5 separate regions of the Homo sapiens genome follow, and regions 1, 2, 3 and 5 are each linked to region 4. Evidence: chromatin contacts called from ENCODE Hi-C or POLR2A ChIA-PET data. All regions are on one chromosome and are shown on one strand. Each heading gives the region's core, a stretch centred on a gene start or an enhancer-like site at or near the end of the contact. The rest is flanking DNA. Distances are from core to core; before and after follow the strand shown. Region 1 holds the start of CKAP2L (cytoskeleton associated protein 2 like). Region 2 has its middle 28 kb from the start of NT5DC4. Region 3 holds the start of NT5DC4 (5'-nucleotidase domain containing 4). Region 4 holds the start of ZC3H6 (zinc finger CCCH-type containing 6). Region 5 has its middle 20 kb from the start of SLC20A1-DT.

Region 1 (2,871 bases), core at 103-2,602, 490 kb after region 4:
CAACAGTCTGTTTTGAAGAATTTCTGTTACTGGCCCACCTGAGCTGGTGAGCCAGGCCTGGTCTTACGTCTTTTGTTTTTTTACAGGGATGATGATTTTTACCCACAAACCCTTATATGGCTTCCTTTGTTGGTACTAAGGATAAAATACGCCCGGTCTGCTCACGGCAGACACCTATACTATGGTGACTTTCTACGCAAGCCATTTGTGAGGGGATGACAAGTCAATAATTTCTGCCTTCAAGAACTTTCAAACTAGTAGTGGAGATAAAATCAACACAGCAACAATTACAGTATAAGGTAAAATCTAAGGGCCATAAGAGACGAAAAGAAGTATGGGAGTTCAGAGGTAGGGCATAAATGAGGGGAGTAGGTGGCTAGAAAAGGTTAAAAGTAAATAATGATGTGAAGGAAGACAAAAAGACGACAGGGGTGCCAAACGACTCTTAACCTCATCTGAACGGAGTTGCCCTGTTTTGCTCTCTGATGCTCATGTATCTATCCTTAGAGACAGCTTGGCGGGCAATGTAGAGCGTAGGGGCTGACATAGGGGGTTGGAGTCCCACCTCCGTGACTTCTAGCAAATTAGCAAACTTTGCTGCTGCTAAGCCTATAAGGCGGACAGAAATGCCATCTTTAAAGCTTGTTATGTAAAGTGCCTAGGACCTCGTAGGCATCAACAGGAATAATGGATGAAACAAAACAACGGTGCGTATCTTGGAGAAAGTGGCATCTGAGCAGGAGTATTTTGAAAGGTAGGAAAGGGCTCCAAGCACATCTAAGAGATTAGGGAACGCAGAAGCCTTAGCCCTGGGTGCAGATTTAACCAATCAACTTCTAACCACCGCAGGCTGAGAGGTGTGGAGTGAGAGCCCCGCCAGAGGCAGGAGACCCGGGCTTCGGCCAGACCCCGCCTCCTGGCACAGAGGACCACGCCCGGCTCTGCCTGGAGCCAAATGTGGATCAAAACAGCGCGCAGCTTCCCACTGCTGGTGAAAACCCGAGCAAGGGGCCTCAGTTTCTTTATCCGGAACGTGGTGACAATGACATCTCTTTGCAAGGCTGCTGCAGGGCTTTCTGGAAATACGCCCGTGAGGTATCTGGGCCTGCGCACAGCCTCCCCCGCCCAGGACCCAGACGTCTACCTGGGGGTCCCGTCTGCGCTCCCGGGATGGAAAACGCCCAGGGGAAACTTAGGCAGGCGAGCGGACGGGCACCTCCCGCGGGACGAACTCACTCGGTGGCCTCCTACTTCCCCGGCCGTGTTCCAACGCCTGAGAATAACGGGAACAGCGGTCGTACTCACCGACAGCGGCAGCAGCGGTAGGCCCGGGCCCCACCATGACTCTTCAGTGACAGTTTTTCTTCAAACGCCGCGCCTGTAGCCAGGACCGGCGTGCCGCGCGTCCACGCGTCCTCATTGGCTCCTGCGGGTTTGAAACTCGCTAGTCGTCAGCACGGGAGGGCGGGACAACAGGCAATAGGCTCTTTGCGGTTGGCTCTGGCCTTGAGAACCCGACCTTGGGGCCCTTTGATTGGAAGAACGTGCAGCGCACCTCGGCATTGAGGGCGGCTTCCTCGGGGCGCGGCGCCGCCCGCCTCTGAGTGCGCCTGTGAGTGCGCCTCCGAGTGGGCGTGGGACCCTCCGTGGGGGCCTCAGCCGGGCTGGTGGTTGGGGGGCGGTTACGCTGAATCCAGCTGGGGTTGGCGCGCCGGGAGTCCCTGGGCGGAGAGACAGGGCGGTCCTCCCAGGATGCTGGGGCCGCTACCTGATTCTGTCCTTTCAAAGTCTCAGACTCACAGGAGCTGTGAAAAAATAATATTATAAAGAGGACATATGGGTCTTATGCATCTAAAGGCTCCTAGTTCTTAGTACTGCAGGGTGGCTCGTTTAATTGTGGTAAAATATGCATAACATCACATATACCATTTTAACCATTTTAAAGTGTTAAATTTTTCAAAAATGTGCAGTTTAGTGGTATTAAGTACCCTCACATTGTGGCACAGCCACCACTACTGTCCTTTCCAGAACTTTTTCATCTTCCCAAATGAAACCCTGTACCCGTCACTAACTCCGCACTCCTCCCTCCCCCAGCCCCAGGCAATCACCATTCTAGTTTCTGTCTCTATGGATTTGACAACTGTAGGTGCCATATAAGTAGAATCATGCAGTATTTGTTCTGTGACTGGCTTGTTTCACTTAGCATAAAGTATTCAAGGTTCATCCATGTGTAGCATGTGTCAGAATTTCCTTTCCTTTTAAGGGGGAATAGCATTTCGTTGTGTGGAGATGCCACATTTTGCTTCTTGGTCCATCCCTCTCCGGACACTTGAGTTGCTTCCACTTTTTGGCTATTGTGAATAATAATATGAACATGAATGCACAAATAACTCTTTGAGACTCTCCTTTTCATTCTTTTGGGTATATACCACGAAGTGGTATTGTTGGATCAAACGGCAATTCTATTTTTAATTTTTTGAGAAACTGCCTTACTCCTCTCACGGTGATCTCTTGTTCAAGGTATATTTTCGATTTCACCTGATCAGCTGACTATAAGGCCATAAGGCTAACGGAGAAACGCAGGCCTAGTTTCTCCTAGTTACTAGGAGATCGCAGGCCTCGTTGTCCTGAATCCCTAGACACACTTCATTCCCCTTGTTTTAATCCTAAATTTTTTTTCTTTTGAAGTTTGTCCTGTTTCATCTATTCTCCAGTTTCTTAAAGAGGTCTGGAAAATGCTTTTGGCTCCTTGTGTATGAAGGTTCCTCTTCCATGGATGCTGGAGAAGTCGTGTGTGGAGGGGCAGTCATATCTGGGCACCTGTTGGCCAGGTTCAGCTTACCAGTTGGGTACTCAGCAGGGCATGAAGCC
Region 2 (2,700 bases), core at 79-2,578, 420 kb after region 4:
TTTACTGTGGAGACGGTTTCTCACCATGTTGCCCAGGCTCATGTGACTAATTTCTGATTCAGACACAGGGTGAGTACATTTGATTGGTGGAGTCACGAGTCCCAACCCTCCCTGCAAGGAAAACTGAGGACATGAGTCTCTGGCATTTTCAGCTTCTGCTGTGAAGGGAATTCTGCCTTCTGAAGACGGGGTTCCTTTAACAGACAGAGGATCAGACGCTGGGTGGCTCGAAAGAATGAAAATTGCCTTCTACAATACCACCCTACAAAGCTTCCTAAAAAAACTGTTTTTTCTCTGACCCCCAAGTGTCTTCCTCTCTCTTTCTCTTAGGTCCCCTCTCTCCTTGACTCTCCATCCTACCGTCTGCTTTTTCTACTGCCTTGTGGAGTTCCCTGATTCCTTAGAGGGTGGTGGGGAAACTGAACACTTCGGCTTTATATGTGTGCTCATATACATATGAGCAGGCCTAAAATATGTGTGCAGTTTTTACACAAGGGATGTCGTAGTCTGCCCAATGTTTGGCACCTTACTTTGAACAGCACAGATAAGGGATCACTCCATTTTCATACAGAGTGCTGCCTTATTATGTTAGATGGCTGAACAGTGAATGAACCATGATTTCTTCTTTTTTTTTTTTTTTTCCTGGAAGCATGCTAGATGGCTCACCATGATTTATTTAGTACATCTTCCCCTGATGGCCATTAGGTTGTTGGGAGCCTTTAGTAACTGAAACAGTACTGCACCCTGGTGCATGTGTATTACTCGTCTGTGTTAAGTAGGGATGTTGCTTAGCCCAGCTGGAGGAGAATTCTAGTTTTTAACACTCCTGGGTGTGAAGTCACAGTGGGCTGGATGGGCCTCCCAGCGCCTGCTTCCAGAGAAGTCTCTATATGCCTCGTGGGTGGATGTAGAACCTGGGAGTGAGGCTTGGCAGGAAATCTGCAGTGAGAAATGTCACAACCCAAACAGTAACTCATACACAGAGCTTCGCATGTCTCATTCCACAAGGATCAGCAGCTGGACCATTACCTGGAGCTATAGACTTGATGAAAGCCCCAGAAATGGCTAAGGCAGAGGAAGTGCCTGGGAGTTGTTTGGCAATTTGACACAATATCTTTTAGATATTTTTAAAGCCACTGAGCAAATCAAATCCTCAAGTTTAGGGATGGATTCAAAGGCCAGTCCTTTCACTATCGGACTGGAATGATTTTTAGTCATCTTACCTCTCAGCATTTACTCCTTTTCCCAGATGCAGCAGCCCCACCTCCTTCCAGGGAGTCACCTGTCCAGGTCAGGTGCCTCCTCAGGGGAAGCATCCCTCACCCGCCAGATTGCCAGGGCGTGTGACTCTATCTGGGCCAACCACATCCTCTCTCCTGGACTTTGACTGCTGCGAGGAGTGAGGCTAGAACCAGAGAAACCTAGCTGATGCTGACTCATGCTGGAGGTTCCTGCGGAGTGAGCATCAGAGCTCATGAGCTCATCTCCCTAGAAACCAGCATGCCTGAACTTGACCTCTGGCTTCTGCAGCCAGGCGGCAACTGTAACAACAGCAACTCCCTCCCTACTCCTCAGGGCCCATATCTGCCCAGCTTCTCCTGCCTTGGTCCAGTGTGGTCTGTACTCCTCCTGTGCTGTCCTCCCAGCCCCTCCACCATTCTGGCTTCCTGTTAGGTAGAGACCCCCTTGACCCATCCCATACCTCCCTCACTTCCATGCCCACCTGGGAGCTGCAACCAGAGCCAGCTAAAGCTCTGCATCCCCCAACCCAAGTACACCTTCATTGTCCCTCCAAAGCCCTGTCTCACCTCAATGAGATGCCTCACTGAGATGCTGGAACCATTTCATCCTCAGTAATTGGGGTCAGTTTCTCCCCAGTCCTGTGACTTCTGCCTCTTGTCACCCTGAGGGCAGGCAGGAGAGCCCTGGTGTGGCAAAGCTGGTTGGGGAGCAAATGGGCACAGGAGAGAAGAGGGAAGGTGTGGGAGGATGAGTCACTGGCAGAGTGGGCAGGGGCGCTAAGGAAGGGAATGAGTGCATGGACCTGGGCTTGATGGTTCAGCTACTGAACACCAAGATGCTGCAATTTGAGAGTTCCAGAAAGTTCTCCCTACTTAGCACTAGCTATTTTACCAGCCTGGGTTAATATAGGATCTTTAGATCCCTTGAGAAGATGAAAATATTTAAATTGTGACCCCATTAAAATCCAGGCACTATCATTTGGATTTGTTCATAACTCAGACCCAGCAAAGACCAAGCAGTAAGAGGATGAGACACCGGCCTGCTGGCTCCAGAAGAAGAAAAACAAATCAGAAAATCTGAATTTGAGGCCCGGTTTCCAATTTACTACTGAGCCACCTTAAGCAAGGTGTTTGATTTTTCTAAACACCAATTCTCTCATCCACATCAGGTCTCTCCTGCTGTCTGGAGAATGGGTCAAAGTGGGCGAGGGAAGGAATGACCCGGAAGTGAGGCTGGAGGGGCAGGAAAGGAGTGGAGTGCCAGCATTCCTGCTCCGCCCTGCGCTTCCCAGGCACCCCTTACACACACCTCCCTGTCCCCAAAGCCCCCAGCCATGTCTTCATGGAAACGAGGCAGGAAAGCGGAGCAGGCGCAGAGGTGCCCGTTGCTGTACATCTGTAGTTGCTGCATAGAGTGAGAGCAAACCTGGCGCTAAAATTGGTAGCAGGTAAATAGATA
Region 3 (2,700 bases), core at 123-2,622, 450 kb after region 4:
GTTAATCTTGGTATTGTTAGTAGAGATGGGGTTTCACCGTGCTGGCCAGGCTTGTCTCAAACTCCCGACCTAGTGATCTGCCCGCCTTGGCCTCCCAAAGTGCTGGGATTACAGGTGTGAGCCACTGCGCCAGGCCCTTTTCTTTCTTCCTTTCCTTTTCTTCATTTCCTTTCCTTTCCCTTCCTTCCTTCCTTCCCTCCCTCCCTCCCTCCCTCCCTCCTTTCTTTCTCTTTCTTTCTTTCCTTTCTTTCTTTCTTTTTCTTTCTTTCTTTCTTTCTCTTTCTTTCTTTCTTTCTTTCTTTCTTTCTTTCTTTCTTTCTTTCTTTCTTTCTTTCTTTCTTTTTCTTTTCTTTTCTTTTCTTTTCCCTTCCTTCCTTCCTTCCTTCCTTCTTTCTTCCTTTTTCTTTCCCTTTTTATTGACAGGATCTCACTCTGTTGCCCAGCCTGGAGTGCAGCAATCTCGGCTCATTGCAACCTCCAACCCCTGGGTTCAAGCAATTCTCCTGCCTCAGCCTCCCGAGAAGCTGCCAAGAGGCTAATTTTTTTTTTCTCCTGCCTCAGGCTCCCAAGAGGGCAATTTTTTTTTTCTTCGTATTTTTAGTAGAGACAGGGTTTCACCATCTTGGCCAGGCTGGTCTTGATCTCCTGACCACGTATCCACCCACCTTGGCCTCCCAAAGTGCTGGGATTACAGGCGTGAGCCACTGTGCCCAGCCTTGTCTTTCTTTTTAAAAGAGGGCCTGGCACTTCAGTTAAGTCTTTCTGGATGATCCAGGTCACCGCTCCAAATGGAAGTCACATGCTTGGTTGTGGAGCCAGTGGTATGGGCCCTCAGGGAGTATTTAGAACTCTACACTAAATGGCCCCAGTGGTTCTGCTTTTTGACACTTCCTTTTGTACTTTCTGCCACCCCCCCATTCTGAGATCCCAGTTATCTTCCCAATTCTTATAGCCCTTGGCATGCTTCTAGCAATGTCTTCTCTAAATGGCCTTGAGCTGGGAAATTTGATAACCAAATGTGTCAGAATTGTGCATAAAGCAAGAGTACTGAGTTATTTCTTTTATCATGAGTACAGTACGGAGCCTCCTGACTTTGTATCCCGTCATTTGCCTCATTCTGGGTTCTCCGCTACTCTCCAGGCCGCTGAGGTCCATGGATGCATAAGCCCTAGGAATGAGGAGGGTGCAGTGGACATGAATTGCTCTTCCTAGATCCTTGCTGCTTTTGCTCTAGAGAAAAGGATGGGATACCAGAGCCTGTCCTGGCTGACTCCTCCCTCAAAGGGGCTCGGGGGAGATGGGAGCACAGGGTGGGGCCAGCTGGGTCAGTGGTGCCTGAAGCTTCTGAGGGAGAGGAGAGTGGCTGGGCCCCACTGATAGTGTGCAGGAGGCTGAGGAAGGGACACTTGCCTCCTCCTCACTCTGGGTGACGATGGCCAGTGTAGACTGGAGAGAGCCGGAGGGACTGGTCTCCCCTCAAGGCCCGAAGCAGGACTGGCACCAGCGGTGAGATGGGCACCTGGGGTGGGGGCCAGGGGTCTCAGCCCATAAACACCCCACACGCCACAGCAGCACACAGGGGCTCCTTTAAATACACAGCTATGGGGACTCCCAAAATGCAGACGTACACTTGCACTCACAAGGGACGCACTTCCATAGCTGTAACAACCCATCAGGGAACTGACCACACACACTCCGGCGGGAGGTCCTCTTCACTTCCTTCCCTCCACGAAGATCTCTCCCCTTCACCACGGACACAGTGACATGTGCTATCCAATTGTGACAAACACATCATCTCTGAATTTGGACACTGGGGTCCCATTTCAGAAGGTGACAACCCTCACACCAACAACTGCACCTACTTTCTTACAGGGTTGGATGCCTATAACATGCCTGCATGGTGGGACAGCAAGCGGCTGATTGCCCGCACACACTCAGATGCACGCTTGCACACATGCTCACACATGCTTACATGCACACTCACACTTGCCTTCAGACACACATGGGTCCAGGCAGGGCCCTGGCTTGGCCTGACCTGCTTCCCCTGTGCTTTCTGCAGCTGCAGGGGGTGCTCTGCCCTCCTCTGCGGGGTTTCCACCCCCTCTGTCCTTGGGCCTTGGATTCTGGGGGGCTGGTGGACTGATGCCAACATCCTCCTCTCTCTCCCCAGGATTTTTGTCAACCGCAGCCTGGCGCTGGGGAAGATTCGTTGCTTTGGCTTCGACATGGACTACACTCTGGCTGGTAGAGAGGGCTGGAACACAGCGTATTGGGAGCTGGAGGGAGCAGGGGTGGGCAGCTGGGCACCAAAGCCCTGATTCTGTCCGGGCCTCTGCAGCCTACAAGTCCCCAGCTTATGAGGCCCTGACCTTCGAGCTGCTGCTGGAGCGCCTGGTGTGCATTGGGTACCCGCATGAGATCCTGCGCTACACCTACGACCCCACCTTCCCCACCAGGTGTGTGGCTCAGGACAGGTGGGAGGCCACCCGGCCTTGGTACCCCCACCCACAGTGCCCCCCGACCCCCCGTCTGCAGGCGGCTGGTGTTCGATGAACTCTATGGGAACCTGCTGAAGGTGGACGCCCACGGGAATGTGCTGCTGGGTGCCTATGGCTTCACCTTCCTCTCGGAGTAAGGGACAAAGGTGCCGGGAGAGTGGCAGGCCAGGAGGGGAGGACTGCTCACCTTGGGGGAGGACAG
Region 4 (2,700 bases), core at 1-2,500:
TCATTGCAATTGTTTTTGAATGCATTCCATTTATGTATTAGTAAAATGTATTATTAAGGAAAGACAAATTAAGTCAGATATTTGGATTAATCATTGAGTCTATCATTTTAGTAAAAAGCAAGGAACTTTCCTTCAGGACTAATATATTAAATAGGCCAAAACACTGACTTGTCATTTAAAAATTTTTTAAGGTCACTTCATAAGTATAAAAAACTCATGCATGGTCGGGCGCGGTGGCTCACGGCTGTAACCCCAGCACTTTGGGAGACCCAGGAGGGCGGATCACCTGAAGTCAGGAGTTCGAGACCAGCCTGGCCAAAATGGGGAAACCCCATCTCTACTAAAAATACAAAAATTAGCCAGGCGTGGTGGCGCGTGCCTGCAGTCCCAGCTACTCGGGAGGCTGAGGCAGGAAAATTGCTTGAACCCAGGAGGCAGAGGTTGCAGTGAGCCGAGAGCGCGACACTGCACTCCAGCCTGGGCGACAGAGGAGACTCCATCTCAGAAAAAAAAAAAAAAAAAAAAAAAAAAAAAAAAAAAAAAGGCATGCCTAATAGTATTTATAAAATACTCGCATACATTTTACATGTTAATATTATTACGAAATAAAGTAACGTTTATATAATTATTTCAATAGCTATTCCTATTTAAGTAATAATTGGGTAAATTTAACAGCAAATACAAGAAAAAACTGCATGGCAAGCTATTTTCCTTAAAACATGATTCTGAACACTAAACGTTACAAAAACAGATACTTGCTACAACTGTGAAGGAGAAACTGCATTTCCCTATTATTACAAGAACAAAGGTTTTCACAAAAAAATTTAAGGACTCTACAGCCGCCTTGTTCTTTGTTATCCCACCCCTGCCCGCCTCGGCTAACGGTTTTGGGGCCCGTTTGCTTGGTGCGTCTGGAACTCCTCGGGCGGCGGGCGTCTCGCAGGAAAAACCGCGGCCCGTACTGCGCCGGGAGCAGAAGCGCTGGTGGCCCTCGTAGGTCCCGTGGGCTGCCTCCCCCTCCTGCAGACACTCGAGGAGCCATCCGGCCGCGTCTCTCGCCGCCCGGCCCCGCCACTAGGCTGCCGCCTCCGCCGCTGCACAGAGAAGGGCGAAGACCCGCCCCTGCAGGTGATTGACGGGCACTCTCCTCCAATGGTCAACGCGCTCGGCCCCGGCGGGCTGGGCAAGGGCCGCGGCTCGCGGAGGAATCTCTCTTGCCCTTTAGTCCCGGGCAAGGTGTTGCGGCCGGCGCCATTTTCTCGAGCCGCCTGTTTCGGGTGCCGCCATGTTGGTGAGGAGAAATCACCGTTACGGCCACTGTCCAAATCCCCGCGTCGCTGCACGCCGCCCGCCCGCTCCCACGCCACAGCCACCGGCGGCGAATAGAGACTAGAGCGGCAGCGCCGGCAGCGCGGGGCCGTTGCCCAGTGTTTGCAGTTAGAGCCCCATCTCTCTGGCGTGGTTGTTAATAGACTGGAAAGTCTGTGTCTGTGTCGCTCACTAGTAACCGTGAGTTTTTACCACTTCGTCACCTGTCGGCGGCGGCCGGGAGCAGGTTCCCGCAGGCGGCGCGGGGGGTCTTCCCCGCGCCCCGCCGCCGCCGGCCTCGCAGACCTGCCCTCCAGCCCCGCCCCGTTCTTGACCAAACATGACAGACTCTGAACATGCAGGGCACGACAGGTCGGGAACCCTTCTTGTCTGTCTTTCTGTCGGATGAGAGGAGGGGTCTGGGGCGGCGGGAGCGGGCCGGGGCCGGGCGCCTCCTGCATGACCTAGACGTCTCTGTGTGGCTCCGTCAGTTCCATGACGCGCACTCTTATGTAAACTGCTGGATCGCGGCCGCGGGGGAGGTCGGCCCGGCCGCGCCCGCCTCCCCGAGCCGGGGTCGCTGCTCGCCAGCGCCGGCCCCGCCCCCGGCCGGGCACGTGCGAGCCCCCCGCCCCCCGGGCGGGCTCCGTGTGCGCCGGGCGGCTCTCAGCGTCCCGGCTCGGTGCTGAGGTCCTGCTTCTGCCCGTCCAGGTGTCGGTGCTCCCGGCCAGATAGGACCAGCCAGGAATTTTCAGGAATGGGTGTTTTGATATTTGACTGCTTCCCGAGAACCGAGAACACCTCTAAAAAAATAAACATTTGGTTTTCAGGGAAGTTTTAAGCAGCACCAAAAGGCCATCTGTTGTATACAGTCTTATCCCTTGGAATTTGAGATGGCAAGTTTCAAGTTTAATATGTTAACACAAAATACTTAGGCTTTGCAGAAACTTAGTTTAGCACAGTTTTACCCTAACGTAAAAACTCCATGGATTATTCCGGCTAGCCCAATTTTCTAGATGGTGTGTATCACTTGAATATTGAGATTCTGATTTTTTATTTTTTGCTCTGTGCCTTAAGAGGCACATTCTTGTTTCCATTCGAGTTTGGGGACATTTACAAAGTATACTGTAGCATACTTAAATTTTGGTTATAATTCAAATTTTCATTCGTATATATCTTTAATAATGCGAAAGGGGGGCTTTCATTCATTAAACTTACTGAAACAAAATCCATTGCATCTGATTCTTACTTAGAATATTAATTTGAAAATCTAGAACCTCACAATTACTCCTTTGTGAATAGAAGTAAGAAAAAATATACGTTTTACTATAGACTATATACATTGCTGAAGTTTTATCTGTAGTAATGTGATCGGCTTGGTAAAGCATCCTA
Region 5 (2,843 bases), core at 284-2,783, 350 kb after region 4:
GATTTTCCTGCCTCAGCTTTCTGAGTAGCTGGGACTATAAGCATGCACCACCATGCCTTACTATTTCTTTTCTCTTTTCTTTTCTTTTTTTTTTTTTTTTTTTTGAGACGGAGTCTCGCTCTGTCACCCAGGCTGGAGTGCGGTGGCTTGATCTCGGCTCACTGCAACCTCCACTTCCCAGGTCCAAGTGATTCTCCTGCCTCAACCTCCCAAGCAGCTGGGACTACAGGCGTGTGCCACCATGCTCAGCTAATTTTTGTATTTTTAGTATATTGGTCAGGCTGGTCTTGAACTCCTGACCTCGTAATCCACCCACCTTTGCCTCCCAAAGTACTGGGATTACAGGGTGAGGCACCACGCCCAGCCACCTGGCTATTTCTTAAAAAAAATTTGTAGAGATGGGGTCTTGATATGTTGCCTAGGCTCAAATTTTGTCATCTTTTAGATAACAGGATTTGGGGCTGGGTGCAGTGGTTCACACCTGTAATCCCAGCACTTGGGGAGGCCTAGGTGGGCAGATCATGAGGTCAGGAGTTCGAGACCAGCCTGGCCAATATGGTGAAACTCTATCTCTACTAAAAATGCAAAAATTAGCCGGGCATGATGGCGGGCGCCTGTAATCCCAGCTACTCAAAAGGCTGAGGTGCGAGGAGAATTGCTTGAACCCGGGAGGCAGAGGTTGCAGTGAGCTGAGATTGTGCCATTGCACTCCAGCCTGGGCGACAGAGCGAGACTCTGACTCAAAAAAAAAAAACCAAAAAAAATTTAAAAAAAAATTAAAAAACAAAACAAAACAGGATTTAGGGATAAGAATTTAGGACTAAGTCAATTTTCTATGAATATTCTTACATGTCAAATTTCGAAGGCCCAGACTCAAATGACTTGATTCTTATTTTCAAATAATTGGGCTGTAAGATTTATCTGTTACTTCTTAACATATAATTTGTACACCTGTCTAGGATTTAACTTGGAAAAGATTTTTCAAAACTTGGTACGATTATATAAAATGTGTGCTTATGACCATAGCTGGTAGGCATGTGAGATGGTAAGGCATTTCCGCAGAGCAGAGGTTCATAAAAGCTTTATCATGCATCAGAGCTATCCGGAAGGCTTTTTAAAACACAGATTGCTCAGCTGGGCGCAGTAGGGTGCGCCTGTAGTCCTAGCTACTTGGGAGGCTGAGGCAGAAGGATCTTTTGAGCCCTGGAGTTTGAGGCTACAGCATGCTATGATTGTGCCTGTGAATAGCCACTGCACTCCAGCCTGGGCGGCCTAGCAAGACCCTGTCTCTAAAACAATAACATCAACTAAAACAAAAACCACGCAGATTGCTGGACCCCAACCTAGAGTTTCTGATCCAGTAGTATTGGGGTGGGGCCTGAGAATTTGCATTTCTGACAAGTCCCCAGATGATGTTGATCCTTATTCTCCTGGCCCATAGACCACTTAATTAAAGCCAGCAAAGTAGTCATCAACGTTGACCCAGGATATAAGCTGAAGATGATGAACAGCCTTGAGGCAGTAAGGGAGGCCTGCCCTCCAACATCAGGAAGCCAAGTGAAGGCGTGACTCACCAGGGCAGGGTGGGGTTCCTGCGTGTGAGAAACCAGAATTGAGAGCTGCACCAGCTGTGTGGCCCCAGGTTTCTCAGGGTGAGGAGAGGCAGCCCAGGGGAAAGGCACTCGGGACCACACCCCAACTCACCTACCCTGTGTAAGTTTTTTCCATTGCATGTATCAACATCTAACATGTCATATATTTGATTTACCTCATTTATTCTCTGACTCCTTGCCTCCTGTTAGAATATAGGTTCTCTAGAACAAGGATTTTTATATGTTTTATAGAAGAACAGTAACTGAATCATAGCAGGTGTTCAAATACTGACTGAATGCATGCCTATATACATATAACTATGTTCATGATACTGTTTCTAGAAGGATCCACAAGAAAATGGCAGCAGACTGTCTCTGGGCAAGGGAAATGGAGGAATGGGTGGGGCAACTAAAACTTTTTACTGACTCTATAGCTCTTTGAATTTTTCCTTTTTTTTTTTTTTTTTTTGAGATGGAGTCTTGCTGTGTCACCCAGGCTGGAGTGCACTGGCGCAATCTTGGCTCACTGCAACCTCTGCCTCCGGGGTTCAAGCAATTCTCCTGTCTCAGCCTCCCGAGTAGCTGAGATTACAGGCATGCATCACCATGCCCGGCTCATTTTTGTATTTTTAGTAGGGACAGGGCGGGAGTGGGGGAGGGTTTCACCATGTTGGCCATGTTGGCCAGGCTGGTCTTGAACTCTTGACCTTGTGATCCACCCGACTCAGCCTCCCAAAGTGCTGGGATTACAGGTGTGAGCCACAGCGCCCAGCCGAATTTTTCCTATGTATCTCATCTAGCTAATCAAAAACAGATCTCTATTGTTGATTAGGAAATATAAATTGGAAGAGAAATAGGTATAATAGGAAAAACCTGAGGGAGCCCCATTCCCCCTCCCCAAATCTGGTGAGATCATTGTGTAGAGCTAAGTGAGAACGCCTGAAATATGCTTGAAGAAACGTTCATCTTTGATGGGGCATTCAGCTCAGTCTCATGCAGCCCTACCCCAGCCCCAAACTGGGCCTGGTCCTATCCCAGGACAACCCTAGGGGGGCCCCAGAGTTCCCTCCTAGAAACCAGAAGTTCCCAGCCCTTCCTGCTGCCCACCCCACCCCATGGACACGTGCCCATGTGTCAAGTAACAACAGTTAATAGTGAAGTGGGCTAGAAACACCCTGTGGCTGCCTCAGGAAGGAGAGAATATCTCTAAGTCCAGTGAGCTCAAGGTGGAACAAGAATCCAGGTGTTCAA

Evidence for each region. Hi-C counts contacts between places; a loop is a spot of excess contacts on that map. ChIA-PET counts read pairs that join two places held with the same protein, here RNA polymerase II (POLR2A). Pooled maps may share reads with other maps.
Region 1: a map with no recorded cell type shows a loop between it and region 4 (9-fold over the local background). The contact joins the promoter of CKAP2L here to the promoter of ZC3H6 in region 4. A Hi-C loop is called at or near these places in 2 of 37 single-sample maps with no recorded cell type and 8 of 50 pooled maps.
Region 2: a pooled map shows a loop between it and region 4 (6-fold over the local background). The contact joins the enhancer-like site here to the promoter of ZC3H6 in region 4. A Hi-C loop is called at or near these places in 1 of 37 single-sample maps with no recorded cell type and 7 of 50 pooled maps. POLR2A ChIA-PET finds 5 or more read pairs at or near these places in 2 of 52 experiments (SK-N-SH and activated CD4-positive, alpha-beta memory T cell).
Region 3: a map of PC-9 shows a loop between it and region 4 (5-fold over the local background). The contact joins the promoter of NT5DC4 here to the promoter of ZC3H6 in region 4. A Hi-C loop is called at or near these places in 2 of 168 maps with a recorded cell type or tissue (HepG2 and PC-9), 2 of 37 single-sample maps with no recorded cell type and 4 of 50 pooled maps. POLR2A ChIA-PET finds 5 or more read pairs at or near these places in 2 of 52 experiments (GM12878 and activated T-cell).
Region 5: a pooled map shows a loop between it and region 4 (4-fold over the local background). The contact joins the enhancer-like site here to the promoter of ZC3H6 in region 4. A Hi-C loop is called at or near these places in 1 of 168 maps with a recorded cell type or tissue (naive thymus-derived CD4-positive, alpha-beta T cell) and 6 of 50 pooled maps. POLR2A ChIA-PET finds 5 or more read pairs at or near these places in 1 of 52 experiments (OCI-LY7).

Annotation. Positions count from the first base shown.
Region 1 is chr2:112,763,257-112,766,127 of GRCh38, forward strand. It overlaps CKAP2L (cytoskeleton associated protein 2 like), which reads right to left and starts at 1,353. Exons shown (of 9, transcript NM_152515.5): 1 at 1,306-1,353. The coding sequence starts at 1,342. RefSeq lists an enhancer at 983-1,122 and a silencer at 1,573-1,732.
Region 2 is chr2:112,691,248-112,693,947 of GRCh38, forward strand. No RefSeq gene overlaps it. Among named protein-coding and RNA genes, the nearest start is that of NT5DC4, 28 kb to the right of the region's middle. RefSeq lists a silencer at 1-53 and enhancers at 786-1,985, 1,404-1,643. Within about 2 kb of position 1,329, at least 16 of the 41 ENCODE cell types and tissues checked have a DNase peak (open chromatin) inside an H3K27ac peak, as active enhancers do.
Region 3 is chr2:112,719,648-112,722,347 of GRCh38, forward strand. NT5DC4 (5'-nucleotidase domain containing 4) reads left to right here and starts at 1,373. Exons shown (of 17, transcript NM_001393655.1): 1 at 1,373-1,506; 2 at 2,171-2,244; 3 at 2,339-2,456; 4 at 2,536-2,631. The coding sequence starts at 1,433.
Region 4 is chr2:112,274,347-112,277,046 of GRCh38, forward strand. It overlaps ZC3H6 (zinc finger CCCH-type containing 6), which reads left to right and starts at 1,251. Exons shown (of 12, transcript NM_198581.3): 1 at 1,251-1,680. The coding sequence starts at 1,649. RefSeq lists enhancers at 953-1,525, 1,141-1,350 and a silencer at 1,541-2,020.
Region 5 is chr2:112,623,003-112,625,845 of GRCh38, forward strand. No RefSeq gene overlaps it. Among named protein-coding and RNA genes, the nearest start is that of SLC20A1-DT, 20 kb to the right of the region's middle. RefSeq lists an enhancer at 1,478-1,617. Within about 2 kb of position 1,534, at least 10 of the 41 ENCODE cell types and tissues checked have a DNase peak (open chromatin) inside an H3K27ac peak, as active enhancers do.